Regions from separate parts of the Homo sapiens genome. Here region 2 is linked to region 1. Evidence: chromatin loops called from intact Hi-C (ENCODE). Cell type or tissue: IMR-90. All regions are shown on one strand. Links, peaks and the distances in the headings refer to the core of each region. The heading gives the core; the rest is flanking DNA. Region 1 has its middle 8.0 kb from the start of LINC00330. Region 2 holds the start of LOC105370185 (a long non-coding RNA gene).

Region 1 (15,254 bases), core at 2,386-10,385:
AAAAGTTCCCTTAAGGATGTAAAATAGCTAACACAACCTCCAAAAGTTGTATTCAATTCCATATGTAAGGCAATAGCAAGCACCTCCTCTAGATTAGGGTGAAGAGGGTGAGCCTGGGCAAATTTTGCAGTACTTTTTCTCTCTTTCCTCATTTGTAAGTCTCAACGTCTGCTCCATGATGCTAAGAATCCTAGGGCTTGTGACAGTGACAACCACAAACAACACATGTTTTAGAGTCGGGAATCTAGATACTCCCAAACAATCGAATAGTGAAGCTGTGTGATGGGTCTCAGAGGATCCTGGGGATGCTGGTGCCATAGAGATAATGGCTGGTGGTCTCTGCTCCTGACCAAGTCCTCTGTCGCTACTCCACTGTCCCTCTCAGCACTGTTGTGCCTACGGAAATTACAGAGCTTTTTATGCCTCTAGTAATCCTTGGGCTCCTTTCTTGAGGATTAGTTGAAAATGAGGCTGGGCATGGTGACTCATGCCTATAATCCCAGCACTTCGGGAGGCTGAGGCAGACGGATCACCTGAGTCCAGGAATTTGAGACCAGTCTGGGCAACATGATAAAAGTCCCTCCTACAATAACTACAAAAGTTAGCCAGGTGTGGTGGGGTACACCTGTGGTTCCAGCTACTCGGGAGGCTGAGGTGGTAGGATTGCTTGAACCCAGGAGGTGGAGGTTGCAGTGAGCTGAGATAGCACCACTGCACTCCAGCCTGGGGTAAAACCCTGTCAAAAAAAGAAAAGAAAGAAAGGAAGGAAGGAAGGAAGGAGGGAAGGAAGGAAGAAAGAAAGAAAATGACCATATTGCCAGGATACTCTAATGTAAGTGTAGGTTGAAAATACTTTCTAGAATGAGCTGATGGGAATGGTGAGGGGGAGCTCTTGAAATCCACTGCCCCTTTGGAAATAGGCACTGAGTGTAACGCTAGCCCAGCCCAGCAGTTCTCAAGTGGGGATGATGCTGCTCCCTCTTCCTCTAGGGAGCATTTGCAGTATCTGCAGACATTTTTGAATGTCACAGTTGTCGCAGGGGTAAGGGGCGTGTTACAGGCATCTAGTGGGCTGGGTCCAGGGATGCTGCTCAACATCCTACAATGCACAGGACAGACCCCACAACAAAGAATCATCCAACCTCAAATGTCCATAGTTCTGAGGCTGAGAAACCCACACTACAGCCAACTCTTTCAAAATAAAACTGTGGGGCTGGGCGCGATGGCTCATGCCTGTAATCCAAACACTTTGGAGGCTGAGGCGGGCAGATCACTTGAGTTCAGGAATTCAAGACCAGCCTGGCCAATATGGCAAAACCCCATCTCTACTAAAAATACAAAAATGAGCTGGGCATGGTGGTGGCACCTGTAATCCCAGCTACTCAGGAGACTGAGGCACAAGAATTGCTTGAACTGGGAAGGCGGAGGTTGCAGTGAGCTGAGATCACACCACAGCACTCCAGCCTGGGCGACGAAGTGAGACTCGGTATCAAAAAAATATAAATAAATAAATAAATAAATAAATAAATAAATAAATAAAACTGTGAGGAGATGGGTTTACACATAATGCTGTTGACAAGTGAAAGCAATTTAGAATGTAAAGAACAAAGTTTTTATTTAAAGGGAAAGGCTGGAAGCAGTTTTCTTTGAGGGAGGTCGTGAAGCCCAGTGGTTAATGGCTTGGCTTTAAAGTAAAAGTTGACGTGCCGCTGGACTCCAGAGTCTGTATTTACTGCTCTGCGACCTTGGCGAATGATGTGACCTCTTTAGGTATGTTTCCCCATTTGTAACATAGGTATAGTAATGGTGCCTGCCTCACTGAATTGTGAGAGTTAAATGAGCACAGCATAGAAGTGTGAAAGGAAAAGATCTTGGGCCCCTTCAAGCTGGGAACTGCTCCCATTCTATTCAAAGTCACCCCTCTGCTCGCTGACATAGATGCATATCTGATTGCCTCTGTTGGAAAGGCTAATCAGAAACTCAAAAGAATGCAACCATTAGTCTCTCATCTATGTGTGACCTGGAGGACCCCTTCCCTTTGCTTTAAGTCTTCTTGCCTTTGCTTCAAGTTGTCCCGCCTTTCCAGACTGAACCAATGTACTTCTTACATATATGGATTGATGTCTCGTGTCTCCCTAAAACGTAGAAAACTAACCTACCCAGAACAAGAATAGTTCTGGCCAGTGGGCCCTGGAAATGAGACCTGGGAATGTGAAGTCTCCGTGTGGGCAGGACTTCCTGAGGCTGTGCCACAGGCGTGGGTCCTCAGACTTGGCAAAATAAACTTTCTAAATTAACTGAGACCCATCTCAAATATTCGGAGTTCACAGAAGGCTTTCGGTGCAAAGCGTAGCATCCAGTAAGTGCTTAATAAATGGAGGCAAGGTAAGAGCAAAAGCAGGGAAGAACAGGGGCCTAGAATCCAAGGACTTCAGGTAACTGCACTGCAGCGAGAAAAGGGAGCGTTCCACCCTCAAACATATTTAGTATAAGGACCGAATCCTCTCCGAAATCCTCCTTGTGAAATCATCACACAATCTTCCTTACCACCCAGAATTTCGCTGTCTAAATTTCTGCGGGTTTTGATTTTCATTCTTCAATATTTATTTCTTGAACTTAAATAAGCAATCCACGGCAGGGGCCTGTGGAGGCCTTCACTCAAACGAAAGCATTCTCACGGCGGAGCTTGCTCCCAGCCGCCTCTCCCCACGCTCCTTAAGAGACGCTCGGGGTTACTGCGGTTAGACAGCCTGCACAAACAGAGCGGCCCAAGACCAATAAATGCTGGCCCTATTTGGTCTCATATTCAAGGCATGAGGCCTCAGAAGAAGAATGAGTCTTCACAGGCTGGGAGGTCTCCTGGATGCATCTGCTGGTAGCTGGCTCCTGAGAGAGAGAGACAGTGAGAGGTGCAGAGAAAAAGAGAGGGAAAGAAGGAAGGGGAGGAGAAGAAAGAGGAGGAGGAGGGGGCGGGAGAAGGCGAGGAGGAGGGGAAAGGGAGGTAATGATGGAAGGAGAATGTGTAAGCAAGGAGTCACAGTCTCTCATAACCGACTCTTGGAAGTGACATCCTATCTACTCCAGTGTAGCCAGTAGAAGAAAGTCATCAGGTCCAGCGCCCCCCTCAAGGGGAGGGAATTCCAGCAGGGCATGAATAGCAGAACTCACTTCAGAGGCAGTCGACCACACGGACCTGCATGTGCTTCGTGCACACACAGCGTAGGTCCTCATGGAGTGGACCTACTGATGGAGTGGACCTCCACCTGGGGTGGAATAAACAGGCGCCTTGAGGGCAGGGACTTGTATACACTGTGTGCCTGGGAGCCTGTGGAGGAATCTACACTTTCAGAGGATTTAAACTGGAGAAAAAGAATAGTTCTGGCCAGTGGGCCCTGGAAATGAGACCTGGGAATGTGAAGTCTCCGTAATTTATGAACTTGGCCCATACTATATTCAGTTCCTATTGCTGCTGTAACAAATTAACACAAATTTAGTGGCTTAAAACAGCACAATGTTATTCTCTTACAGTTCTGGAGACCAGAAATCCTAAGTCAGTTTCAGTTGGCTAAAGTTATTGGAAAGGTTGGTTCCTTCTGAAGTTCTAGAAAAGAATCCATTTCCTTGCCTTTTCCAACTTCTGGGAGGCCACATACTCCATCTTCTAAGCACATCACTCCAACCTCTGCATCTGTTGTCACATCACCTTCTGACTCTGCCTCCTTCATCTTTCTTATAAGGACCCCTGTGTTTACATTGGGTCAACCTGGATAATCCAGTATAATTTCCCATCTCAAGATCCTTCATTTAGGCTGGGCACAGTGCCTCACATCTCTAATGCCAGCACTTTGGGAGGCCAAGGCAGGTGGATCACCTGAGGTCAGGAGTTCGAGACCAGCCTGGCCAACATGGCGAAACTCCATCTCTACTAAAAATACAAAAATTAGCCAGGTGTGGTGGTGGTACCTGTAATCCCAGCTACTCAGGAGGCTGAGGCAGGAGAATCGCTTAAACCCAGGAGACGGAGGTTGCAATGAGCTGAGACTGTGCCACTGCACTTTAGCCTGGGTGACAGAGCAAGACTCTGTCTCAAAAAAAAACCCCCAAAAAACAAAAAACAAACAAGAAAAAAGATTCTTCATTTAGTAGCATCTGCAAAATCTTTTGGCCATATAAGGTAAAATCACAAGCTTTGGGGATCAGGATGTGGATATCTTTTGGAAGCTGTTATTCAGCCCACCATGATTATACAAATGTTCACAGCAATTTAATGGATCTTATTGTCATCCTCCAATGCTATGATTGTTACATTCTCCTCCAGGACCTCCTCCTTCCCAAAGTGCAATGCCATGATTGTTAACATTCTCCTCCAAAAACCCCAAGCACAGTCAGATTGCGGGATTGGACTATTCACTACTTAATGAATCGTCTAATCCTACAATGAATAGTCCAATCCTACAATATGACTATGCTGTTGCTTGCCTGATTGCTCCCAGATCTGTCCTGCCTTTTCCCCGCAAATTAATTTCCAGTCCAAGGCTCTCTTGCCAACCAGCTCACAGCTGCGTTTGGCCAGTGCGCTGGTGAGAGATTGGAGGGTAGTGGAAGAAGCCAGGATACACCCTCTGCCCCAAGTCAGGCAGTGTCTCTTAGTGGCTGTGCTCTCCTTTATGGTTCCAACTCTTGCCAGACAGACTCCTTCCATGGACCCAGATCTTACTGGGCAGCATCCACAGAAGATCCAGCTCCCCCAGGGAAGCCCCAGCTTTTAAGGCTCTGGCCCTATGGGTGGTAACAGCTCCCCGTTGGTGATAAGCCCAAGGTGGCTTCACCATCCCCTCATTAACTTTTCAGCTTTCCCAACACCTTTGTAACTAATTCCTCTTATGAAATTATTTCAATTGGTCTTGAGCTCTATAGGCTCTGACTGAACCCCAACTGATATACTGGCTTTCAGGGGTTTTTATAACATTACACCTAACTATTTGTTCAACTTTATCTCCCAGATTCCTTTATTCTAGCTAACCCAAACCACATTATTATTATTATTATTTTTGTTTTTAAATATACTTTTCTGCTTCAGGAAAGGTATGCTCAAGCCACTCCATCCACGTGAAATGCCCCTCCTCCATTCTTGGCTTTGCTTGTCAAAATACTTCGGGTTTTTGGAGGATCACTTCAAAATCATCCTCTTCCTACAATGCCCTCTTGATTACCATGTCTGGAATTATTTTCTTTTGCAGACGCAGTGCTTTATAGTAATGAGCTGTTGGAATGTATACAAAGCCTCATCACACAACTGCCTTGCATTGGAGAGATTTGTTTAGGTCGTAAGTTCCCACAGTTTGAGTCTGTGCAGTATACTCTATGCGTGCTCAATACATAGACCATTTAATCAAATAAATGTTGGAATTCCAATCATGAGCATGACTCTTAACTATCATTCTCTGTTAGATAAAAGAAGGTAATCAGTTTTCATTTTATCCTTACGAATTATGTTTACTAGAGGCTAGAAAAACAAATCTAATGTTTTAAAATTACAAAATCACTCTCCAGTCTTTCCATTCTAGTTAATTGAAATTGAGTATCAATTTCCCAACCTAAAAATTCATATCTGTGTTTCACAGTACATACATAGCTTAAAAGCGCAATCAAATGTAAGGTATCTCTGTCATTATTGTCACTAGTAGAGGGGTTGGCATCAACTATTTTCTTTGTTCATCAGCAGTTACTCCAGTAAATTTGCAGGCTGACAAAGTCATGTGCTCTTCACCTTGTGTGATAAGCTGCAGAGTTGACCAAGTAAGCATGTGTTTGATGAATTTTTTCCATTTATGTGAATGGGGGAAATGACTCATAGCAAAGAAACCTGACCTCATCACAGACGTAAGACTGTCTAGATTGACTAGGCTACCTAAGCCAGCCCAGGATAGTGCAGACAGGGAGCATAATGATCCAGGTGAGTATCTTACCTATCAAGCGTCCAAGAGCAGGTCAAACATGGGGTCCATTCTTCTCTTCATGCTTGGCTGCTCAGGCTCAATTTTAGGTATCCCTTAGTGACAATGACCCACACGGATCAAGAGGCAAACAGACTCAGGCCTATCCCCCTTCCTCCCTAGCCAGCATCACTGGCCAGAATCCCAAAGGCCTGGCCCATGCTGTCAACATGGCCTAACAGCAGGGCTACGAGCTGCGAGGAGCTTCCTGGAGACATTTGAAAATCTGTGGTGCCGTTCCCAACAGCCTTATTCAAACAGAAGGCAGCAACTCTGACCTGGAAAAGAGGTGCAACCTCTAAGAACAGGCTGTCTACAACCTTCCTGAAGACCAGCACTTTCGGAGGAGGTGGCTGTTTGCTAGCCTACCCAAACCTACCCTCCTGAGAAATATGACTTCCCAAGATGCAGAGCATTTGAATTGATAGGTGGGCCTGCATTCATTAATGCTTTTGCTTGTGGGTCTGTTTTTGAGTAGCAGCCTCTCCAGGTCAGGAATTCATCTTTATGGTTGCTAGCAATTGTTTGGGGACAGGATATGGAGTGAGAAGGAGGGTCTGGGGACTGCAGCTTGCGCTTGACTTCCCTCTTTAAATGGCAGCATCCATGACCATTTCCTGTTCTCTCTTCATGTGGCCACAGGATGGCAATGTTTAGGAACGTTACTGTTACCTCCCAGGGGCTGTTTAGATCCTAGATTAGAGCTCAGCAACGCACAGATTAGAGCTCAGCAACGCACACGAGCAACTGGAGATTTGTGTAGGACCAAGAGCTTTTAAATCAGGAGGAAGAGGAGGAAAGGAAGGGTCATTTATTATGAGATTTTTAGAAATCCAAATAAAAATATCGCAAAGCGTACGCTGAAGGGTACTTAAGTAAACGCTGCGTTTACTTAAGGCTGAATCCTGCGTGAAGCCACACTGCCGGGGGTACCTACTGTCCCTCCTGATGCATCTCATGCTGAATTCTGACCATTACAAGTGATTTTTCTCCCCCTGCTGGGAAGCACTTCCACAATTTTGTCACATAATTAGCTGAGCACCTACCATGCTGTAATACCTCGATCTGAATCAGTAGGTTTCCCTAGGTTGGAAGTTCCCTGGGACAGGACCCATGCTTTCTTTATCTGTTTCCTCAATCCTGAAGATGGATTATAAACAACCTGGGCTCACTGCATGTTAAATAAGTAACTCATGGGCTGAAATAGTATCAGAGTTTAGGGACAAAAATTCCTATAGACTAATTTGTCAAAGAATGAGCCCTAAAGGTAACATTTGGCCTGAATTTTGAAGAGGATGCAAAGGAGAGGGGGCTGGGAAGGAGTGGCGCAGATAGCCCCCTCTCCACTCACTTCACTCAGCCCTGAGCATGGGGAAGAAGACATTCTGAGTTTGGAGGAGCGGAGGCAAAGCGGTGCGGAAATCGGAAAGCCGTGTTCAGGGCTGCTTGTGACATGGAGGAAAAAACATGGGATTATGGTAAATATAACTGGGAGAGCAGATCCAGGCATTTAATTTGAGGAGTTTTAAATGATGTTAATGAGGCCTTTTTGCTTGATTCTTTCCATTTTTCCTTCCAGTGATTGCCCAGATTTGCGATTGACACAATGAGGAAGCAGCTGTTTGCTTAAATAACCCAGGAAACTGCTAGAAAGGAATGGGAAACGGTGATCCACAGACCTCAAGCTCCGGAGAGGCAGGAATAGGCACCCTGACCTGCTCTGACTCACAAGGCTCCAGGCAATGGCCCCAGGGGAGAGTCCTGGGTAGTGGCCCCAGGAGGTGGCATTGGATGGTGGCTACGGGTGGTGGCCTCAAGTGATAGATCCCAGATAGTGACCCTCAGGGTGTGGCACCGGATGGTGACCCTGGGTGGCTGGCCCTGCTTCCCTGTCCCTGTGACTCAAACAGAGGCTATTTTCAGCTCCACTACCCCCTCCCCACTTCATGATCTCAGGGTGCCCAGAGGAGGCTGCACAGTTTTGTGACTTCAGAACGTGGCAGGCAGAGGAACTGGAGCTTTCCTGCCAGCAGGAGTTGGATAGATCAGACAGGGCCCCTGGAGAGGTTGCTGATGAGTATGGATGAGTCAAAAAGCCAATGGCACCCTGGGAAGGTGTTGGGCATGGCTTGTACCTCTCACACACAAATTTAAAAAGTTGGTTTGCAGCATAGACATCCCTTAGTGTAGTGCAAGTTCAGCAAATTACTGGGGAGCTAGATGCCTGTTTTATTCCAGTTAATCAGATTATATGAACTGATGAAGTAGGATTTGTTAATAACATTCGCTTACAAGTGGTGGAGAGCTTTATTAATAAGTCATTAGGTTGGCAACTTTAAATACCTGGCATTCAAAAGCAATTCCAAATGCTTTTGTATTGCAAACTTCTGGACTCTAAGAAAATAGCTAACACCTGGTGTGTTGCATTCCTGCAATGCTCAAAGACATTATAGAAAAAAAAAAACCACTTGTGTCCCAAGCTTTCACAAAGTAAGCTATTGCTCTGCTCTGAAAGCTGTTCTTTATTTTGTTCATGGTTTCCCCCAACCTTCCTTCAGAAGAGTTGCAGCCCTGACGGGCTCTTGGTGAAGAGATGCATCATCAACAGACGAGGCTTCTCTGGGCAGTAGATGGATACAGGTGGTCTGTTCTTCCCATTTTGAAGACAGAAAAGCTGGGACACATCATAATTTGTTTGCTTAATATGCCCCCTCACATAGAGAGGAAAGAAATTAAGGAAACGAGAGAGTAGGAATTGGAATCCAGATGCCTCAACTCCCAGACTTCCCCATGACTTCTCCAACGTAATTAACTCAGTGGCTGTCCACTGTCAATGGTGAATTTGGCTTTGGGTGTGGTGATTGAGCATGCAGCCTGTAAAGTTGAAAGGGTTTGGAGTCCTGGGCTTTCCCTGTGTTAAATTTGGCCAAGCTAACTACTCTGTGCCTCAGTTTCCTCATCTAAACCTCTTTGTATTTTAGGATCGAATGAATTATCACACGTAAAGTGTTTGGAACAGGCCTTGCCACATGTGAGGAGCTCAGTAAATGGCAGATATAGTGATACCTGTGGTTCCTGTTACGGCCGTGGTGAAGCGGAGTGGCAGTGGGATGCCTTTACTGACAGTGCCTACCTTCAGTAACTTCAAGATGTGGTGGTGGATGAAGAACACAGACGCATAAAATAATACTTAGGAGGGCACATGCGGATTAGGGCTCACAGAGTGGAAGCCAGGTGTCACCTACGCAAATGCGTTAAAAGGCCAAGTAGGCAGCTCAAGCCGGGAAGTGGAGGATGTAACAAGAAGTGGGGATTCTGAGGCCTCGAGACATGTGGGTCTGTCTACAGGCATTCCAATGCCTCGAGACGTGCAGGTCTGTCTGCAGGCATTCCAATGCATTGTGAAACTTTCTGTGGGCTGTACCGATCACATCTGAGGGCTGAGTCATGCTCAGAAGCTGCTGCAATTACTGAGATTTGAAGTGAAAAGGCAAATAGGATGGGTAAAAAAAATGAGACAATAACTGAGCAAGCCAGACTATGGCCAAAATGAAAGGTGAAGAACTCTTACCCTTTGGACCTGTGGTGCAATACCCAGGCCCCAGGGGGGACACAGGTGGGGAGCCAGAGACTGGGGATCTTATTGCCAGATTAGCTGCCCTACCCAGGAGCACCCCTTCTTCTATTTCCCCTTCCTCCCTCCCTTTTTTCTTGCCCTCTCTTCTTTCATGTCTCTTTATCTTTTCCCCCACATATATCTTCTCCTTTTTTGTCACCCTAGGCCTGGTGTGGTGCCCAGTGGTACCTAGGGACGGTGCGAAGATTCATCGGTGACACTCAACATTGGTTCAGCGATCTTATACCAGACCACGCTTTCCACATCCTCCACAATACTCATATCCGAAAGTGTTAATTCTGGAAAGAATTGTTAGCACAGAAAGGAGAAGGAGTAGCAACATACAAAACCTCAAGGAAGAATTGAAGAAAAATGGATAAAACCAGAGTGCCAACAAAGCTAAACTTCTGGCTCATCCAAGCATGGACCAGAAACTAATTCCTCAGAAACAAAAACTCATTTTCTATGTTATAAGTAATACACAAAAGAAATCATCACTTGTCCTTAGCTATTAATCCATTATATTTGGCAAAGATAACATCAAGCTTATTTCTTTCCCTTAGCTAATCTGCTAAATTTCTCTGAGTAACCCCCAAGACATTATTTGGATGAAGTTACATTATCCATAAACATTACTAAGAACCACACCCTGATCATCTGTCAGCAATATGGATCTTGACTAATTGGAAACTAAGAAGTTAAAGGAAACAAATGAGCATACCAACAGAGGAGAGAAGGAAAACTTTGCTGCAAGAAGAACCATGGAGCACACGGCTCCAAGTGTTAGTGTGAATGAGGCAGGGGAGAATGTGGGGACAGTACGGATAGATGGCTGGTCACTCTCAAGTGCAATATTAGCAATATGGCCTGTGAGTGCCACATGATCAATATGGCCAAGGGACATAAGTTTAGTATCAGAAAGACAAGAGTTTACATCTTGACCCTGTCACTGATGATCGCTGTAATCATGGATATGTTACTTTGCCTTCTTGGGCCTTTTGCTTCATTTGAAGAATGAGAGTGATAACATCACGAGGGTCATTGGTACAGAAATTCACCTACATTCAAAGGTACGCCTATCAAATATACACCTATCAAGGCATTGGTTCAGAAATTCACCTACATTCAAATGTAGGTGTGCATTGGCTGGGGCAGATAAAATCACCAATTGTTACAAAGCTTCCTCCCAATCTGGTTTTCTACTGTTGTGAGGAGCTCCCTCTTTCTCTGGGTTCAGTTGCATTCCGCTTGCACACTTTAGGAGAAAGCGCTAAGCTTGGGATATTTTCCTTGTACTCTTACCCTCCCCTCAGCATATCACCCTTTGAACTTCTGTGGTAATAGTTTTACTGTTTGTTTTCTCTTCCTTAAAAGTATTCCCTGCTTCCAGGAGTTCATGCAGGAGTTTCTTCCTTTGAAACCCCAATTAAATGACATTGTTTTTTAGATGATATAATTCCAACAGGAATAAAAAGATAACAGCAACAAATTTTGGAAACTAGTAAGCAGATGGATGAGTGTTGATCAATTTGGCTGACCTGAGGGGACAGAATCCTAGCCAATAGTCAGAAAAAAAAAAAGCCCAGCAATTTTACAAAGGTACCCAAAGGCTCAGGAATCCATGACACAAGTATCTATGGAAATGGGTTTAAAGGTGAGACTAGAAACAAGACTCTTGATGAAAAGTCTAGTCAAGAGGCAGTTAGATCTCTAGATAGCTTTGCCTGCTCTTTGTAGACCAGGGGCTGCTTCTCACCACTCCCAGCAGGAGATAAGTGTTATTTTCTGGACTGAGTACTAAGAGGAGGGGGTCTCTGTCCTGGGGAACACTAGGCACAGTTAACAAAAAGGATACAGGGGCATTGACCCCCAGTCCTCTTCCCATAATATTGACAGCCAGGCCTCTAACCTCCAGGCAAGAGACCAGATGGTTCTTCTCTGGGGAATTTGCCCAATTCAAGAGGAAAGACCTAAAGATACTAATGTCAGAGGTTCCCTAAGGGAATGGCCCAACCTGGTCACTTTACACTTAAGCTCACATTCAATAAGCCCCATCCGTGTGTTGACCGCTTCCAATCAGAATTTTAAGGCTTTGCTCTTAAACATGAGCAGACAATCAGGGGTCACTAGGCATTTGAGGTGAGCCTCTAAAAATAAAGATGGAAACAAAAACAAATAGCAAAAGACAAATTGGAGAAACAGAAACCATGTAAGAAAAACTACTTAAAAATATAATTAAATTCTCAGAGAAAGCATCCATGAAACACGAACAAGATGCTGCTTTGCTATTAAAAAAATCAAGGGAATAAAAGAGGGCTTTTAGAAATTAAAAGCACTGCAGCTGAAATGGAAAACCAACAAGAGGTTTTGGAAGATAAAGTTATCTCAAAGTGGAACAAAAATAAAAACAGAAATGAGGGAAAAGAGAAAAGATAAGACTGCAAAAACAGAGGGAATGAAAATAAACACTCAGTCAGAAGATTTCACAGAATGAAACATCCAGAACAACCAGGGAAAATAACACCACATGAAGGTACCGAATCAAGAGCTTTCAGACCACTTAAAACCAAAAGAAGATCCTATGGGCTTCCAGAGGGGAAAACCAAGCTACTTACAAAGGACTGGAAATGTGAAGGTCTTTGTGTTTCGCAACAGTTCTGAAATCTACACAGCAATGGATCGATGCCACCTAAAATTATGAGGCTATTGAAGTTATTTTTAGATTAGTATTCTATTTTCAGTCAAATATTAATCAAGTGAGAGGGGAGCACAAAAACATTTTCTGGATCTCAAAATGTTTAATTCCCAAGCACTTTTTCTTGATAATTGATAATTTTGGGATAATTGATCAAGAAAAAGGAAGACATGAGTTTTAGAAAACAGGAGGTCTAACACGAAAGGCCCCCTCAGGATGAGGGTGAGGCAGCTGTGTACCAGGCACAGTCTGATCTGTGTACCAGATTAAATTGGAGCCATCAGCATTTCTAGGAGAGATGACTTCCAGGCAAAAATCGCAGAACAGTTAATGCATCAGAATGTCTTGATTTAGACAGTTGAATGTCTTTAAATAATTCTTGACTAGATGGAAAGGTTGAAGTTGACTCAATGGCAAATACATATTTGCCATTACAAAGCTAAACCAACAGAGAAAACAATCATCATTAATTCCAGGGAAAACAGAATTGTACAGAAAAGTAATCAGAGAGTATTATTATAATAATGTAATCACTGGTTATTGATCTAACCAAGATTATACAACACACATGCACATGCAGATAGATTGATAGATAACTATATTGAGAGGATGTGTGTGTGTGTTGATGCTAGTGGAAATAGAGTTAAATTCTCATCTTCCACAGTGGAAAGTCAAAGTGTAATGATTTCATCTAAGAAATATTAAGAAGTGGCAGGGTGCTGTAATCCCAGCATTTTGACAGGCTGAGGTGGGAGGATTGCTTGAGCCCAGGAGTTCAAGACTAGCCTGGGCAAGCTGGTGAGACCCTGTCTCTACAAATAAAATAAACAAACAAATAAAAGAAATCAGCCAGGCATGGTGATGCATGCCTGTAGTCCCAGCTATTTGGGAGGCTAAGGTGGGAGGATCACTTGAGCCTGGTAGGTTGAGGCTGCAGTGAGCCGAGATGGCTCCACTGCCTTCCAGCCTAGACAACAGAGGGAGACTCTGTCTCAGAAAAAAAAAAAGAAAAATTAAGAAGTACTCTCAATTGATTTAACAAAAAACCAGAAAAGTATTGGGTAAAAACAAGCATATAAATAAACTATTTAGGATTATGGAGGTAAATGCCAAGATAATGGCTAAAAAGATGTGAAAAATGGTTGCCTCTGACAAGGAGAAAATGAGAGCAACTGGGTGGGACCACTGTTATTTTTCATAATAAACTTTGTAAAGTTATCTCACTCTTTAAATGTATGCAGCCATAACACAGATAGAAAATAAAATAGATGTGACTCATATTACCAACCATTTTATCTTTGACATGCTGATCTACAAATATTGGAAGTTTATTTATTATCACTGCAAGCAATACATTGTTTTTGCACAGTGTGCCCGTGTCTTTTCTAACTTTCCTCAGTGACACTTATTTCTGGAAGTGTTGGAAATTTAATTTGAAATTGTGTTATAGTAACTTCTCTTGAATCTCTCTGTTGACATCAGCTCATTTTCTCTATTTGATGTTTCAGGAAATAGCTCATCTCTGGTCTGGCCTTAAAGCTTTCCTTAACGAACAGCTTCAATCTTTAACATGTTTCTGGGTCTACTGGAGGCATTTTCATTCCTTTTGTTTTGGCATCTATATTCATGTTATTGTTTGGTGGTGAAATGACTCCTAAGTAAGTAGAATCAAAGGATGAACTTGAAGACTGCTGATTAAAAACATGGGCATGTATTAATAACAGAAGGTAAACTTCTAGGAGGTTATCCTAAGAGTAATCAGAGATGAAGTTAAAGATTTTCATTCAAAGATGTCCATCAAAGCCTTACTTATGACTTAATAAATAAAGGATTACAATACATCCAAATGACAGAACTGTATGTAGCTGCTAGACAACATATTAAAGAAAATATCAATTGGTATGGAAAATATTTATAATATGTTGCTAAGTAAAATAAATAGATCAGTGACCAAAAGACTTTATGTATAAACATGTAATTTTTGTAAAAAAAAATCTATTTAAATATAAAAGAGACATACATTAGAATGCCTGAAGTAGTCCTGGCAAGATCTTAAAGTGACCTTGAATCTGTTGTGTTTTTGTTTTCCAAGCTTTCCCCATGAAGCATAAATGGATTTTGTAATTAGGAGAAAAGTGCTATTTTAAAAGCAAAAGCCAACAAGAAAATACACCCTGACTTATTTTTCTTGTCACTGAGGAGACTTGGCTTTGCTGGAATTAAGATTATTGGAGGAAAAAAGAGTAGAAATCCTTTCAGTCAATGCTATCTGGGTTTGGTTCTGGGTTTGGAAGGCTTAGCATTTTTTGGCCATTTCTGTTATTTGTTCTGGCCGTGTGAGTAGACGTGTTTCTTATCATCCTCTAGATTCTTCAGATTACTGCCATTTTAAAGTAGTTTATAACAGCATGGCTACTCAAATCATTCAAAGGTATCAGATTTAATAGATTTGCTATTTGACTTAAATCAAAGGCTCTGTAATTGGTGAGCAAGGTCACTTGCCAGTTCCTGGGCAATTAGAAGATCAGGCTTCCTATATGTTTTTTCCCCTGTCTGCTTAGACAAGAGGCTTTTTGTTACCATATAAGTCTTTCATGCTACACTTGCAGCAGTAGTGACAAGGAATACTGAAATTTAGTAAAATGCTCACACCAGGCCACAGAGGGGAGGGTGTGGAAATGGTGTCTGTAACAGCAGTTGGCATGGTGCCAGGGAAAGACAGCTTGAGATGACAACTAGCACTTGCAGAACTGCTTTTGTGATGCCCATGTCCCAGACTAGCTGGAGAATGTGCCAGGGTGTGGCAGGGAGAAGGAGGCCTGGATGCTTCCCCGCATCGTTTACTGTGGTCCTGCATTTGAAAGAGATAACTACGATGGGGAAGATGGCAGTTGAATTATAGGGTAAGACATCTGAGCCCTTAAAACAAAATTTCCCTTGAAATACG
Region 2 (15,254 bases), core at 2,893-10,892, 98 kb after region 1:
GACTTGCAACTGGTGCCTGGGGGTATAGGGAGCAGTCTTGGGGACTAGGCCCCCAATTTGTGGGATGTGATATTATCTCCAGGTCGATAGTGTTGGAATTCAGTTGGAGAACACCTAGCTGGTGTCTGCTACTTGGTGTGTGGAGACAAAAAAAAACAATATTTAGTCACAGAAATCCTTTTCTGTGTTGATGTGTAATCGCCCAAGGGGTTCACCTATCCCACTGCCCAGATCAGTATAGGGGAGTTGCAATAGAGAAAGAGAAATTCACGCAAAGCCGGCTGTGCGGGAGACCGGGGTTTTATTATTACTTAAATCAGTGTCCCTGAGCACTGGGGGAGCAGAATTTTTAAGGATAACTTGGTGGGTGGGGGAAGCCAGTGAGCCAGGAGTGCCGATTGGTCAGAGATAAAATCATAGGGAGTCGAAGCTGTCTTCTTGCGCTGAGTCAGTTCCTGAGTGGGAGCCAAAAGATCAGATGAGCCAGTTTATTGATCTGGGTGGGGCCAGCTGATCCATCAAGTGCAGGGTCTGCAAAATACCTCAAGCACTGATCTTAGGAGGAGTTTAGGGAGGGTCAGAATCTTGTGGCCTCCAGCTGCATGACTCCTAAGCCATAATTTCTAATCTTATGGCTAATGTTAGTCCTACAAAGGCAATCTAGTCCCCAGGCAAGAAGGAGGTCTGCTTTGGGAAAGGGCTGTTACCATCTTTGTTTAAACTGTAAACTAAGATTCTCCCAAAGTTAGTTCAGCCTATGCCCAGGAATGAACAAGGACAGCTTGGAGGTTAGCAGAAAGATGGAGTCAGTTAAGTTAGATCTCTTTCACTGTCTCAGTCATAATTTTGCAAAGGCGGTTTCAGATGGTTGTTGTGGTGTGAGAACATATCAAAAACACAGTATTTTCCTACATAATAGTTTACCTTAAATTTGTAACCATCCAATGGGTCCTCCTTGCCCACTGCCTAGACAACTGATTTATCAAGACAGAACTGCAACAGAGAAAGTTTTTAATTCATGCAGAGCTGGCTGTACAGGAGATGGAAGTTTTATTATTACTCAAATCAGTCTCCCCGAGCATTAGGGGATCAGAGTTTTTAAGGGTAATTTGGTGGGTAGGGGGCCAGTGAGTTGGGAGTGCTGATTGGGCAGGTCAGAGATGAAACCATAGGGAGTAAAAGCTGCCTTCTTGTGCTGAGTCAGTTCCCGGGTGGGGGCCACAAGACTAGATGAGCCAGTTTATCAATCTGGGTGGTGCCAGCTGGTGCAGCGAGTGCAGGGCTTTACAATGGTGACGTTATCCCCAGGAGCAATTTGGGGAGGGTCAGAATTTTGTAGCCTCCAGCTCCATGACTCCCAAACCGTAATTTCTAATCTTGTAGCTAATTTGTTAGTCCTACAAGGGTAGTCTTGTCCCCATACAGGAGGGGGATTCGTTTCAGGAAAGGGCTGTTATCATTTCTGTTTCAAAGTTAAACTATAAACTAAGTTCCTCCCAAAGTTAGATCGGCCTGTGCCCAGGAATGAAGGAGGACAGCTTGGAGGTCAGAAGCAAGATGGGGTTGGTTAGGTCAGATCTCTTTCACTGTAATAATTTTCTCAGTTATAATTTTGCAATGGCGGTTTCATTGTGTTTCCACATTTCCTGTGTTGCCTTCATTCTTTCCCTTCTAACTCAGTAGCAAATATGGCCACCAAGATTCCAGTGTTACATTATCTTTACAGCTGGCAAACAAAACATAGAGGCTGTTTTTTAATCATTCCAGAAAAATCCTGGGGAGAGCTCTGCCCATCCTTGAAACAATCTCTCTGATTGCCCAACCTAAACTGTGTGTCCAGTTTTTAAGTCAAAGCACGTGTTGAATCATGCCTGAACCATATGGTGTAGGAAAGGGAGAAGTGTTTGTTATTCCCTAAGGAGATTGTGAGCAGACAAAAACCATCTACTGACAATCTGGTAGAGATGTCCATGTTTATTCTTTTTTTTTTTCTTTGAAACGGAGTCTCACCCTGTCGCCCAGGCTGGAGTGCGATGGCACAATCTCAGCTCACTGTAACCTCCACCTCCCAGGTTCCAGGGATTCTCCTGCCTCAGCCTCTCGAGTAGCTGTAATTACAGGCATGTGCCACCACACCCAGCTAATTTTTTTGTATTTTAGTAGAAATGGGGTTTCACCATGTTGGCCAGGCTGGTCTCGAACTCCTGACCTTGTGATCTACTCGCCTCGGCCTCCCAAAGTGCTGGGATTACAGGCGTGAGCCACCACACCTGGCTATTCTTACTATGACTTGTACAATATGTAAACTTAGCTTTTGGCTGGGCGCGGTGGCTCACCCTGTAATCCCAACACTGCGGGAGGTCGAGGTGGGAGGATCACTTGAGTTCAGAAGTTCAGGACCAGCTTGGCCAACACAGGAAAACCTCATCTCTACTAAAAATACAAAAATTAGCTTGCAATGGTGTGCACCTGTAATCCCAGCTGCTCGGGAGGCTGAGGCAGGAAAATCGCTTGAACCTGGGAGGCAGAAGTTGCAGTGAGCCGAGATCCTGCCACTGCACTCCAGCCTGGGCGACAGAGGGAGACTCTGTCTTTAAAAAAAAAAAAAAAAAAAGCCGGGCCCGGTGGCTCACGCCTGTAATCCCAGCACTTTGGGAGGCCGAGGCGGGCGGATCACGAGGTCAGGAGATTGAGACCATCCTGGCTAACACGGTGAAACCCCGACTCACTAAAAATACAAAAAATTAGCCGGGCACGGTGGCGGGTGCCTGTAGTCCCAGCTACTCGGGAGGTTGAGGCAGGAGAATGGCGTGAACCCGGGAGGCGGAGCTTACAGTCAGCCGAGATCGCGCCACTGCACGCCAGCCTGGGCGACAGAGCAAGACTCCGTCTCAAAAAAAAAAAAAAAAAAAAAAGAGAGAGAGGGGTACAAGGAGGAAAACAAAGAGGAACCTAAAGTGTCCAGAGGTGAATGGAATAGCCACATTTCATTGGTGGTGAAAAGCAGGGTGATGAACAAGTGAAAATGGTTTTGAAGGTATTGAAATGCTATTCAAATCTGAAAACAAGCCTGCTCATGCCCATCCACCTGAGTTTTCCTTAGCTTGGCCTGGTCATCAACCCCACATTCTGTCTACCACAGGGCAACATGAGAGAAAAGACTCATTTGATTCTAGTGTTCTGGTTCAAGGGCCTTTCACCTATCTCACGGTCTCAAGTTGTGACTGTCTCAACCTGTGTGAGGTCCAGACTCACCAAGCCAAAGTGCCTTCATTTTGCAAATCCATTTTTCCAGAAAATATTTCTTCCTTTTACAGATGCAAGTCCTCAATAGTGCAAGTGAATTTCTAATTACTTCAAGCTGATAGAGCCAAGTCACAAATTGCTTGTGGGATATATTGAAAAATGATGAAACTTGAAATGATTACCCGAAAGCATAAAGTCTGTAAAAAATTGAGGAATACAGACTTGGGATAAAGATCCTACAAATGTAGTTCATTAACTTGATATTAAATATAAACTAATGGTAGGGAAGTGAAAACCCTATTAAAATGTCTATGAAAAAATTAGAGATACAACTTCAGAAGGTGGGAGAGTGTTCATGGATTTGGGTTATTGGGCAGAAGCCAAAATCAACCTTCCCAAGAGGTTAGTCTTTTCTTCTCTTTTAAAGACCAGATAAGAGGTAGAGCCTCCACTAGAAAAATGCAACTATGAGAAAACAGGGTCCCTTCTTATTTTATCTTGGACACCCTAAAAGCCAGAGGAGGTGGTAGAAAGCACTGTGACAGTAGCTCCAAATTTCCTGCCCTCAATCACTCAAGGTATACTCAGAAAGTGAACAATTATGAAGTCCAGTGTCAGATGACATTCTAGAATCTGATGAAACACCAAAAAGAAGATTTAGTTCCTACCTTCAAGCTTCTTATGGTGAACGGGTTAAGCCTTTCAGGTCATTGGAGTTTGACTATCTTGTAAAAAGAAAAAGAGCATAATTTTGAAATAGGATGTGTCTATGTGCGAAGCTTCCAGAAGGGATTTTGGAGAGTCGGGGAACTGCCTGAATGTTACTGAAGGCCTGAAGTCAAGGAGAGGGCTCCAGTATGTGAAGTAGAAATAAAAAAGGTGAGCACTCAAGAGAATGCTTGCCTTCTTACGACTTTTATTAGGGCTCTTTTTTATATATAATTTTCAACAACTATAGTCAGTATCAGATAATCACGAGTTATGGGAATCTAAACATGAAAACACTGATCATCACATAAAGTATATGTGAATGAATCAGGTAGACCCAAACTTGGGAAACCAAGGGTTTGACTCTCTCTTGCTTTAGAGATCCAGCAGGTGCCAGGAAACAAAATAGGAAAAGAAGCCTGCTGCTAATGTGACCAAAGTGAAGTTCCAGCATGATTAATTTTTTTTTTTTTTTTGAGATGGAGTCTTGCTCTTGTTGCCCAGGCTGGAGTGCAATGGTGCAATCTCAGCTCACCTCAACCTCCACCCTTGGGTTCAAGCCATTCTCCTGCCTCAGCCTCCCAATTAGCTGGGAATACAGGCATGTACCACCACACCTGGCTAGTTTTGTATTTTTAGTAGAGATGGGTTTCTCCATGTTGGCCAGGCTGGTCTTGAACTCCCGACCTCAGGTGATCTGCCCACCTTGGACTTCCAAAGTGCTGGGATTACAGGTGTGAGCCACCATGCTCGGCCTCTAGCATGATTAATTTTTATTTTACCATCAAACTTGGTAAGGAACTGTAGAATCACTAGGGAAAGTTATAGAAAATAAACAAACATTTTTCCAGCCACAAACATTCATTATAGGGGATCGGAAGACTTCTGCTTCTGGCCATGATAGAGTAATGGGGGATGGATTTACCCTCCTGTCTTAAAATACTAAAAAACTAGACAAAATATATGAAACAGTAGTTTTCAGATGTTAGACAACAGGCAGCACAGAAATATGATCCAAGAGGAAGGGAAAATAAAGAGGTGAACCCTATGATTGCCCCAGCTTGCTACCTGGAGGCAATTTCCAGATTGCAGTATAGGGAGGAAGAAATAGCACAGCAGTCTCATTGAGATGAGGAGCAAGAGATCCAGGCCAAGGGAGGTCAAAGTCACTAGAACGTATGGGTCTATGCACTAGAAAGGAGGGAGATGCAGGGGAAGACAGGGAGAAAAAGAGAGCACTCCAGAGATCTATAAAGGAGCCACTTTGAAGCTTTGGCTGATGGCTGATTCATGTATACACAAGAGGAAACTATCTAAGGGGAAACCATCACCCAAAAGCAGCAAGCTGAACAATTCCTGGGGCTTACACAGGGCTAGGAATAGTTTGTGTTCCCACCAGTCAGAGTAGAAAGACCTCCTAGAGTCCTCAGAGGGGGACTCTTCTTATGTAGTCCCACCTTACTAGTGGGACTAAATAAGCCCTAGACTAAAAGCCACTCTGAACTCACCATTAAAATGCTTGAAAAGGAAAGGATCCAATAGATTCCAAGTAACTTAATTTTGTACCAGCATAAAGCTCAACACTATTTAAAAGAAAATAACAAAATCCAGCAACCAACAATGTAGAATCACAATGCCAGGTATCCTGTCAAAAATTACCAGGCATACAAAAAAACAGGAAAACATTGCTTATAACCAAAAGAAAAAGTAATCAATAGAAACAGTCCCAGAAATTATGGAAATAATGAATTAGCAGACAAGAACATGAAAATATCTATTTTAAATACACTCCTATCTATAAGAAAGTAAATAAAAACATGAACATGGTGAAAAGATAAATTAATGATACTTTTTTTTTTTGAGACGGAGTTTCGCTCTTGTTGCCCAGGCTGGAGTGCAATGGCATGATCTTGGCTCACCGCAACCTCCGCCTCCCAGGTTCAAGCGATTCTTCTGCCTCAGCCTCCCTAGTAGCTGGGATTACAGGCATGTGCCACCCCAGGCCCAGCTAATTTTGTATTTTTAGTAGAGACAGGGTTTCTCCCTGTTTGTCAGGCTGGTCTTGAACTCCCGACCTCAGGTGATCCGCCTGCCTTGGCCTCCCAAAGTGCTGGGATTACAGGTGTGAGCCACCATGCCCAGCCAAATTGATGATACTTTTAAAAGACTCAGATAAAACACATAAAGATGAAAAATGCAGTATCTTAATTGAAAAATACTGCATGGGATTAATAGTTAATCAGATATTGCAGAAGAAAAGGTAAGTGAAGTTGAAGAAATAATGAAGCACAGAAAAAAGACTAAAAAAAATGAATAGAGCATTAGTGACTTGTGGACTTTACATATATAACCTAGATGAACACATGTGTATAATTAAAGTGCCAAGAAAATGATGTGAGGGGGGAGATAAAATATTTGAAAAAATAATAAATAAAAGTGTTCCAATTTTGAAGAAAACTATAAATTGAAGATTCAAGGGGCTCAACAAATGCCAAGCAGAATAAACATTAAGAAAATCATGCCAAGGCACACCATAGCCCAATTGTTGAAAACCAGTGTCAAAAAAATTTTTTAAAACAGCCAGTGAAAAGGGGACATCTTATTTACATAAGAACAACAGCCAAAACCAATGGCAGCAGATTTCTTGACAGCAACTACATAACCCAGAAGACAATGAGACAATATCTTTAAAGTAATGAAACAGAAGCTGTAAATCTAGGATTTTATACCCAGCAAAAAATGTTTCAAAAATAAAAGTGAACTGCTAGGCGCAGTGGCTCATGCCTGTAATCCCAGCACTTTGGGAGGTTGAGGTGAGTGAATCATAAGGTCAGAAGTTCAAGACAAACCTGGCCAAGATGGTGAAACCCTGTCTCTACTAAAAATACAAAAATTAGCTGGACGCAGTGGTGGGTGCCTGTAATCCCAGTTACTTGGGATGCTGAGGCAGGAGAATCCCTTGAACCTGGGAGGCAGAGATTGCAGTGAACCGAGATCATGCCACCGCACTCTAGCCTGGGCCACAGAGCAAGAGTCCATCTGAAAATAATAATAATAATAATAATAATAATAATAATAAAAGTTAAATTAAAACTTTTCAAACAAAAGCTGAAAGAACTCATCACTAGCCATCTGCACAACAAGAAAGAAAACAGAAGTTTTCAGGCAGGATACAGCACAAGAAAAGGATCTATACAAATGACTGAAGAGTGCCAGAAATGATAAATATATAAATGACTTCTTTAAGACATCATCAACTAATTAAAGTGAAAATAATCACAGTATATTGCAGGATTCATAACATATATTGAAGCAAAATGTATCACAATAGCATAAAGACAAGAAGGAAGAAATAGAAGTATACTTCTATTTAAATACTGCACTGTACTTAAAGTAGAAAAATATTTGAAGTTAAACTGTTATAAATTAAAGTGCAATTATGTACAAATACAAATAGACATTACAAAATATGTTACACAGATCAAATCCTGTTAAAACAAACTCCAAAGTCTTATTTCAATAATTTTATCTTTCTCAAATTTGTGTCTTTTATTCTGGCTTTAATTAGTTATAATGGCACTGTAATTTCAAAATTTAACCTGTCCCTATAGTTCAACATCTGCTCTTCTTTTATTAAATGTTGCCAAATAACAGCAGAGGATGTATTTTCAGCATCATGCTTGTCTCACCAAGCTAAATTTGGTACTGTGGAATTTGTTGGTGAGGACAAATGATATGAGAATTCCTATGCTTGAAGCAATGCTGGCTTTGGGCCATTTCTATTTAAATGATGGGTTTGGAACAAATTGTGTTTACAGACTGATTCTGCCACTTACAAACTGTACTATTTTCTATTTGGGGAAATATCTAAGGTCTGTGACGTGGAGGTCCTATATGTTGATATAGCAAAGAAAAGAATGGAGCACCTCCTTATTCATTTTGGAATGAGTAAGATTTTTGGAAACCACATTGGAAAATTTGCTTCCTTAATAAAGTGCCATTCTTGTCAGATGAGTAGAAAAGAATACTGACCTCATTTATTTTTCCATCAATGCATCTCTCTATTCAGGGCTAAAAGTGGGGCATATTTGGAATTGTTAGCTTCAAACAAGCTCTGTAACTTAGGGGGTAAATAATTTCATGGTGGTATAACATGCCAAGTGGTAGTGAATAGCTTAGAGAAGTAAGGCATATAGTTAATGAGTACCTCTACATAGAGGCCCAGGCCTGGCTTGCGGTAAAAACTGGCTGCTTTGCAGTAAGAAAAGCCAGCTTTGCGCAAAGCTGGCTGACTTTGTGGTAAAAACAAGTAGGGAATTCAGGAGATCCAAGGAATGTCCCAGTTCTGCCATTTGCCAGACCTCAAGCAAGACCATTTAACCTCCCTGGACCTTAATGTCTGCAGTGGGCCAAGGCAGTGTTTCCCTAAGTAGAGTGCATGCCACTGGTGGTACATCAATATTTTTTTCTTTTTAATATATATTAATGTATTTTAGAAAATATAACTATATAAGAAAATCTAACTATATTCCACCCATAATTTTATTAATGTTATTGATTAGGATGAGTTTAAAATATAAAAATCAAGTCAATATAAAGACTACTACAGTTTGAATATCCCTAGTCCCAAATCCAGAATCTGAAATGCTGGAAAATCCAAAACCTTTTTTTTTAGATGGAGTCTTGCTATGTTGCCCAGGCTGATCTGGAACTCCTGGCCTCAAGCAATCCTCCCACCTCTGCCTCCAAAGTAGCTGGATGCATCACCGTGTCCAGCTCAAAATCCAAAACTTTTTAGGACTGACATGATATTCAAAGGAAAGGCTCACTGGAGCATTTCACATTTCAGATTTTTAAATTAGGGATACTTAATTGGTGAGTATATAAGTAAATATTCCAAAATTCGAAAAACTCCAAAATCTAAAACACTTTTGATCCCAAGCATTTTATTTTTTAATAAAAAAAAATTTTTTGGGGACTGAGTTTTGCTCTTGTTGCCCAGGCTGGAGCGCAATGGCGTGATCTCAGCTCACTGCAACCTCTGCCTCCCGGGTTCAAGCAATTCTTCTGCCTCAGCCTCCCTAGTAGCTGGGACTACAGGCATGCGCCACTACATCTGGTTAATTTTGTGTTTTTAGTAGAGATGGGGTTTCACCATGTTAGTCAGGCTGGTCTCGAACTCCTGACCTCAGGTGATCCACCTGCCTCAGCCTCCCAAAGTGCTGGGATTACAGGTGTGAGCCACCATGCCTGGCCCCAAGCATTTTATATAAGGGATATTCAACCTGTATTAGGTAAAGGCCAGAAAATAATAGGATAGGAGGAAAAAAACTGAAAGGATTTTCAGTTTAAAACCACTAAAATGTGGGTTCAGAAGGATGTTTTTAAAAGCATACACAACAGTACATAATTTTCACATAATAGTACAAATAAAATGAGAAATACCATGGCAACAATTTTAGAAACATTGAACGGACATGGGATAACTTACCTGGAAGATGCAGGAAATCTCAACCATCAGCCAGCAGTGGGGGAAGCTGAGAAGCAACTTAATTTGCATCCAGAACCTCTGGAAGGCCCAGGAATTTGTTGCACCCATTGTCTGTGGAATCAGATGCGGAGGAGGTAAAGTCGAAAACAATTCCAGTTGAAAGTCATCGTAAGAAGCAGTGGGACATCCTCTGTCATTCCACACAGCCAGAAACCTGCCTCTCCTCAGAAGATCCCAGAAGAGAATTCTTCTAAAAGATCAAACTATAAGGCTACCAATGGCATGAAGATTGAGAGATTTATGCAACTAGGGGAAAGTTTGTACATACATTAGTGATAAGTGTACTTAAAAATCTTAAACGAAGGCTGAGAGTGGTGGCTCAAGCCTGTAATCCCAGCATTTTGGGAGACCGAGGCGAGAGGATCACCTGAGGTTGAGAGTTCGAGACCAGCCTGACTAACATGGAGAAACCACATCTCTACTAAAAATACAAAATTAGCCGGGCATGGTGGCGCATGCCTGTAATCCCAACTACTTGGGAGACTGAGGCAGGAGAATCACTTGAACTCAAGAGGTGGAAGTTGCGGTGAGCCAAGATTGCGCCATTGCACTCCAGCCTGGGCAACAAGAGCGAAACTCCGTCTCAAAAAAATAAAAAATAAAAATAAATAAATAAATAAATAAATAAGCTTAAACAAACTATTATTTATATTATTATTTATTCTATAAAGGGTTTTCCAAGAAAAATAAATAGCTGTGTAGAAAAAGAAATCAGTTCACTATGCTGTTCAGCTGTCAATAGTATCTTTAAAGTACAGAATACTAACAAAAGACTGATTTTACCAAAATATCTATATTGGAAGAATGGGGAAGGATAGGAAATAATAGAGGGGGAAAAGGGATTTAGGTCAGAAATATTGAAATAAAGCTTAATCTGAATCTTCCACAGCAGGAAGTCAATAGATAATGCTAAAACTTGAAAAATCAAGTACAAATATCAAGACTTCTGTTTAAAGGGAAGAATTGGAGGTAAATATGAAGATAATAATTTAGTGGCCAGGCATGGTGGCTCACGCCTGTAATCCCAGTACTTTCGGAAGCAGGGCAGACGGATGACCTGAGGTCAGGAGTTCGAGACCAGCCTGCCAATATGGTAAAACTGGTATCTACTAAAAATACAAAAATTAACTGGGCATGGTGGTGCACATCTATAATTCCAGCTACTCGGGAGGCTGAGGTAGGAAAATCGCTTGAACCTGGGAGGCAGCGGTTGCAGTGAGCCGGGATCCTGCCACTGCACTCCAGCCTGGGCAATAGGGCAAGACTCTGTCTCAGGAAAAAAAAAAAAAAAAAAACAAGGAGCAAGAAAAGAAAATAATAATGTAGCAGCATTGAAAGCCGTAACTTCAAGGAATGGAGGACAGGCTTTCTTTTTTTGTAACAAATATTGTAAAACTATTTCATCATTAATTATATGAAATTGATACTTTAAAAAAATTCCATTAAAAAAGTTATGAAGATGGTATGCAAATAAGTGAACTTGGGAAAATACTAACCAGGAAGTCTTTTAAGTTCTGACAGCCAGTGAATTGATTTAAAGAAACACTGAGTTACCACTCTCCATTGCCATTTGTTTGTTGTCATGATACCCAGACAGCTTAAGTCACATGCATGTTACACGCATTTATTATTTATTTTATTTTTTCTTATTTTTATTTTTAATCTAGTTAGTTTTTGTTGCTGTTGTTGTTGTTTTGAGACAGGGTCTCAGTTTGTCCTGCAAGCTGGAGTGCAGTGGCATGATCTCAACTCACCGCAGCCTCCACCTCCCAGGTTCAAGCGATTCTCCTGCCTCAGCCTCCGGGGTAGCTGGAACTACAGGCATGTGCCACGGCACCTGGCCAATTTTTGTATTTTTAGTAGAGACGGGGCAGGGTGTGTTACCATGTTGGCCAGACTGGCCTTGAACTCCTAGTCTCAAGTGATCAATTCACCTGGGCCTCCCAAAGTGCTGGGATTACAGGCATGAGCCACAGAGCATGGCACATTTATTATTTAAATCACAGTGGATTATTTGGGGGAAGGTGGTGTAGAGAATTATAAAATGGAGACATTACAGGGTTTCATAAACCAAGGCTAGAAGCTACCTGGGACACTTAAAAAATTTTAAACTCAGGCTGGGCACAGTGGTTAATGCCTGTAATCCCAGCACTTTGGGAGGCCGAGGCAGGCAGAACAAGAGGTCAGGAGTTCGAGACCAGTCTGGCCAACGTAGTGAAACACCGTGTCTACTAAAAATACAAAAATTAGCCGAGTGTGGTGGCACACACCTGTAGTCCCACCTACTCAGGAGGCTGAGGCAGGAGAATCGTTTGAACCCAGCAGACGGAGATTGCAGTGAGCTGAGACCGCACCATTGCACTCCAGCCTGGATGAGAGAGCAAGACTCCGTCTCAAAAAAATTTAAGAACTCATTTATAAAGGTATATTTATACATTTTTGCCTAGTAAAATATTACCTCCCTCCTCCTTTTTTAAAGTTAAAGATAATCTCTGGAATGGCTGGGACTAGGATATAAGATTTTAATAGTTTCATTTCCTGCTATTTGTTAAGTTAATTGAAAATATAACAGGCATAGATATGATCTACTATTCAATGGAATAAAGAGTGTAAAATACCAGGTACTAAACGAACAACTGCTATCTTGTCCCTTGCCCAACCCTGTGGGAAAGGAGATTAGCTGGCAGTCGCCCAAATTATAACTGATCGTTTCTTGGGTTCCAGGAACATGGTTGGGATGTGAAGAGCTCCTTTAACATGGCACAGAGTCTGGTGACTGGAAGGTCTAGAAGTATATCAGAGGAAAGGAAAAATTAATGGATAATGACCAGATTTTACATCCACCTAATGGCTTGGAATGTTCCAGTGCCAAGAGAAGGCCTTCTTGTCGCATGTGATTTCATAATAATTAGGGCCAGCTGTGTCTGTGCGAATCAGGTCAAGCCAGATGCCAAACCCTAACTCAAACACTTACAGGAAGATCCTCATTGCCAGGAGCCTCAAACGTCCTGCAGAAAATCAAAAAAAGGTAAGTTATTCGATCTGTTCCCAGTCTGCCAAAATATTTTTTCTCCTGGGTACTGCTAACCTCTATGGTCTTCGCTTGTGCTTCATATCCGAAGATAATTCTACCGATATTACATTGTGTGTACATGGAAGAATGTTTTTTAAAAGCTTCATTAACAACTTTTCCATTCTGCTGGGATTTGTTCTTGGATCACTGCCCTTACCATGGGCCAAACCAACTCACCCATAATTCAGATATTTGTTGGCTAATAAAGATGAACTGTGCCAGCCTGTCTCTGAATTGGAGAGGAAACGGGGAACTGGGTGATGGGGAAGGAGGGAGATTTTTACTATATGCTCTGTTATAACTTTTAAATTTCAGTGAAACCATGTGCAAGAGTTTCCTATTGCAAAAAGTAAGTACTGTTTACTTTTTTTTTGTTTGTTTGTTTTTGCCTTTGCTGCAGAAATTGTAGTTGACGTGAATTACACTCCAGAGAATTGGAGGCTTCTTTTTCTCCAGGTCATTTCAATCATGTTTTTTGTTGTTGTTGAATTGTAAACTTCATGGAGCATTTTAAATGGCAGGTCCTGTCCAGGCACGGTGGCTCATGCTTGTAATCCCAGCACTTTGGGAGGCCGAGGCGGGTGGATCACCTGAGGTCATAAGTTCTAGAGCAGCCTGGCCAACTTGGTGAAATCCTGTCTACTAAAAATACAAAACTTAGCTGGGCGTGGTGGCACATGCCTATAGTTCCAGCCACTCGGGAGGATGAGGCAGGAGAATAGCTTGAACAAGGGAGGCAGAGGCTGCAGTGAGCAAGATCACTCTACTACACTCCAGCCTGGGTGACAGAGGGAGACTATCTCAAAAATAAATAAATAAATAAATAAATAAATAAATAAATAAATGGCAGCTCCTTTCATCTCTTGTTGCTTTGAATTCTACTTCAGGACTGCTTTTTTTTTCTTTTTTTTCTTTTTTTTCTTTTTTTTTTTTTGAGATGTAGTCTCGCACTCTCCCCCAGGCTGGAGTGCAGTGGCGCGATCTCGGCTCACTGCAACCTCTGCCTCCCAAGTTCACGCCATTCTCCTGCCTCAGCCTCCCGAGTAGCTGGGACTACAGGCACCCACCACCATGCCCGGCTAATTCAGAACTGCTTTTTTAAAGCTACAGCTTGAAGAGACTCCCATTAAAGCCATACAGCCTTCAGCTTCAGTAGCATTAAAGTAACCCAGATCTAGAGTGGTGCTGGCGGTGTACATGGGCCCAGGGCTCCCTGTTTCACTTAGGCTGGCCTGCTCTTTCCCCTGGCCTCTGTTTCCAGTAGTCACTTTGTTGCAGCTGAAAAGGAGATGGAACAAGAGCCACAGCCCTCACTGCTATTTGCGATGGTGACTAACTTGGGGCTAAATGTTGAATTCACTGCATTCCAGAAGTTGACTCACTTCCATCCAAAACCCTCGGGCTGGGGTTGGAATTCAGCTCAGGCTCTCCAAGGGGCTGCTCTGTGAGCTGTGGTCTAGGATAACCTTGTCTGGGTCAGCCCAGGCTTGTTCTTCATCTTGGGGTCCAGGTTCCAGCTTGCTCTGGAGCAAATTGATAGAAATGGTTTAGATGTCCTGAGATATGAAAGAGAATCCAGAGAGGAAGGTTCTGAGTGGATCTGAGACTCATCTGGGTTACTTGATCAGTAATAGCTCCAACAAAGTTGCCTCCTCCATCTGTCCTGGGACTGACCTTGTCAAAGCTACAGCAGAAAACAGGCTGTCTTCAGAAGTTCAGGGAGCTCACATTTAATTTGAATCCCTGCTTTGGTTATCATCAACCACACTTCTGGATTCTCTCAATTCTTGTAGCAAAAATATTTTTCTTAAAGGCATTTTAGCCCTTTTACTGAATAATTCAACAAAGTGCAATGGAACTCATACCGTCAACTCCTACGTTTCTCCTGTTTGGGGGAAACTTACATAGTTGACCTTTGAACAACACAGGGGTTAGGGGCCCCAACCCCATGTGAAGTTGAAAATAACTTTTGAGTCCCCCAAAACCTTACTAACAGCCTACTGTTGCCTGGAAGCCTTATGTGTAACAAAAAGTCAATTAACACATATTTTATATGTTATATGTATTATATACTGTTTTTTTTTTTTTTTTTTGAGACAGAGTTTTGCTCTGTTGCCCAGGCTGGAGTGCAATGGTGTGATCTTGGGTCACCGCAACCTCTGCTTCCCAGATTCAAGCGATTCTCCTACCTCAGCCTCCCAAGTAGCTGGGATTACAGGCATGTGCCACCAAGCCCGGCTAATCTTGTATTTTTAGTAGAGATGGGCTTTCTCCATGTTGGTCAGGCTGGTCTCGAACTCCCGACCTCAGGTGATCCGCCTGCCTTGGCCTCCCAAAGTGCTGGGATTATAGGTGTGAGCCACCGTGCCCAGCCTGTGTACCGTATTCTTACAACAAAGCAAGCTAGGGAAAAGAAAATGCTTTTAAGAAAATTATAAGGAAAAGAAAATATATTTACTCTTCTTCTTCTTTTTTTTTTTGAGACAGGGCCTTTTTCTGTCACCCAGGCTGGAGTGCAGTGGCGCAATCTCAGCTCACTGCAACCTTTCCCTCCCAGATTCAAGCTATTCTCGTGCCTCAGCCTCCTATGTAGCTGGGATTACAGGCGACAGCCACCAACGCCTAATTTTTGTATTTTTTAGTAGAGACAGGGTTTCTCCATGTTGCCCAGGCTGG

Evidence for each region. Hi-C counts contacts between places; a loop is a spot of excess contacts. Peaks named below come from ENCODE experiments on the same cell type or tissue, not always from the same donor. Only the 100,000 strongest peaks of a DNase experiment are listed, where the experiment ranks them.
Region 2: it touches region 1 in a loop (2.4-fold over the local background); 12 of 110 quality-filtered maps call a loop at or near these places.

The regions. Positions count from the first base shown.
Region 1 is chr13:44,810,019-44,825,272 of GRCh38, reverse strand. No RefSeq gene overlaps it. Among named protein-coding and RNA genes, the nearest start is that of LINC00330, 8.0 kb to the right of the region's middle. In IMR-90, for the core only: a CTCF peak has its summit at 6,633 (motif pointing right); DNase peaks (open chromatin) are centred at 5,292, 5,842 and 9,392; H3K27ac peaks cover 1,650 bases.
Region 2 is chr13:44,712,974-44,728,227 of GRCh38, reverse strand. LOC105370185 (a long non-coding RNA gene) reads left to right here and starts at 4,051. Exons shown (of 3, transcript XR_941929.4): 1 at 4,051-4,125; 2 at 12,230-12,533. RefSeq lists enhancers at 13,230-13,755, 13,756-14,281. In IMR-90, for the core only: no CTCF peak of the experiment used is centred there; a DNase peak (open chromatin) is centred at 7,797; H3K27ac peaks cover 354 bases.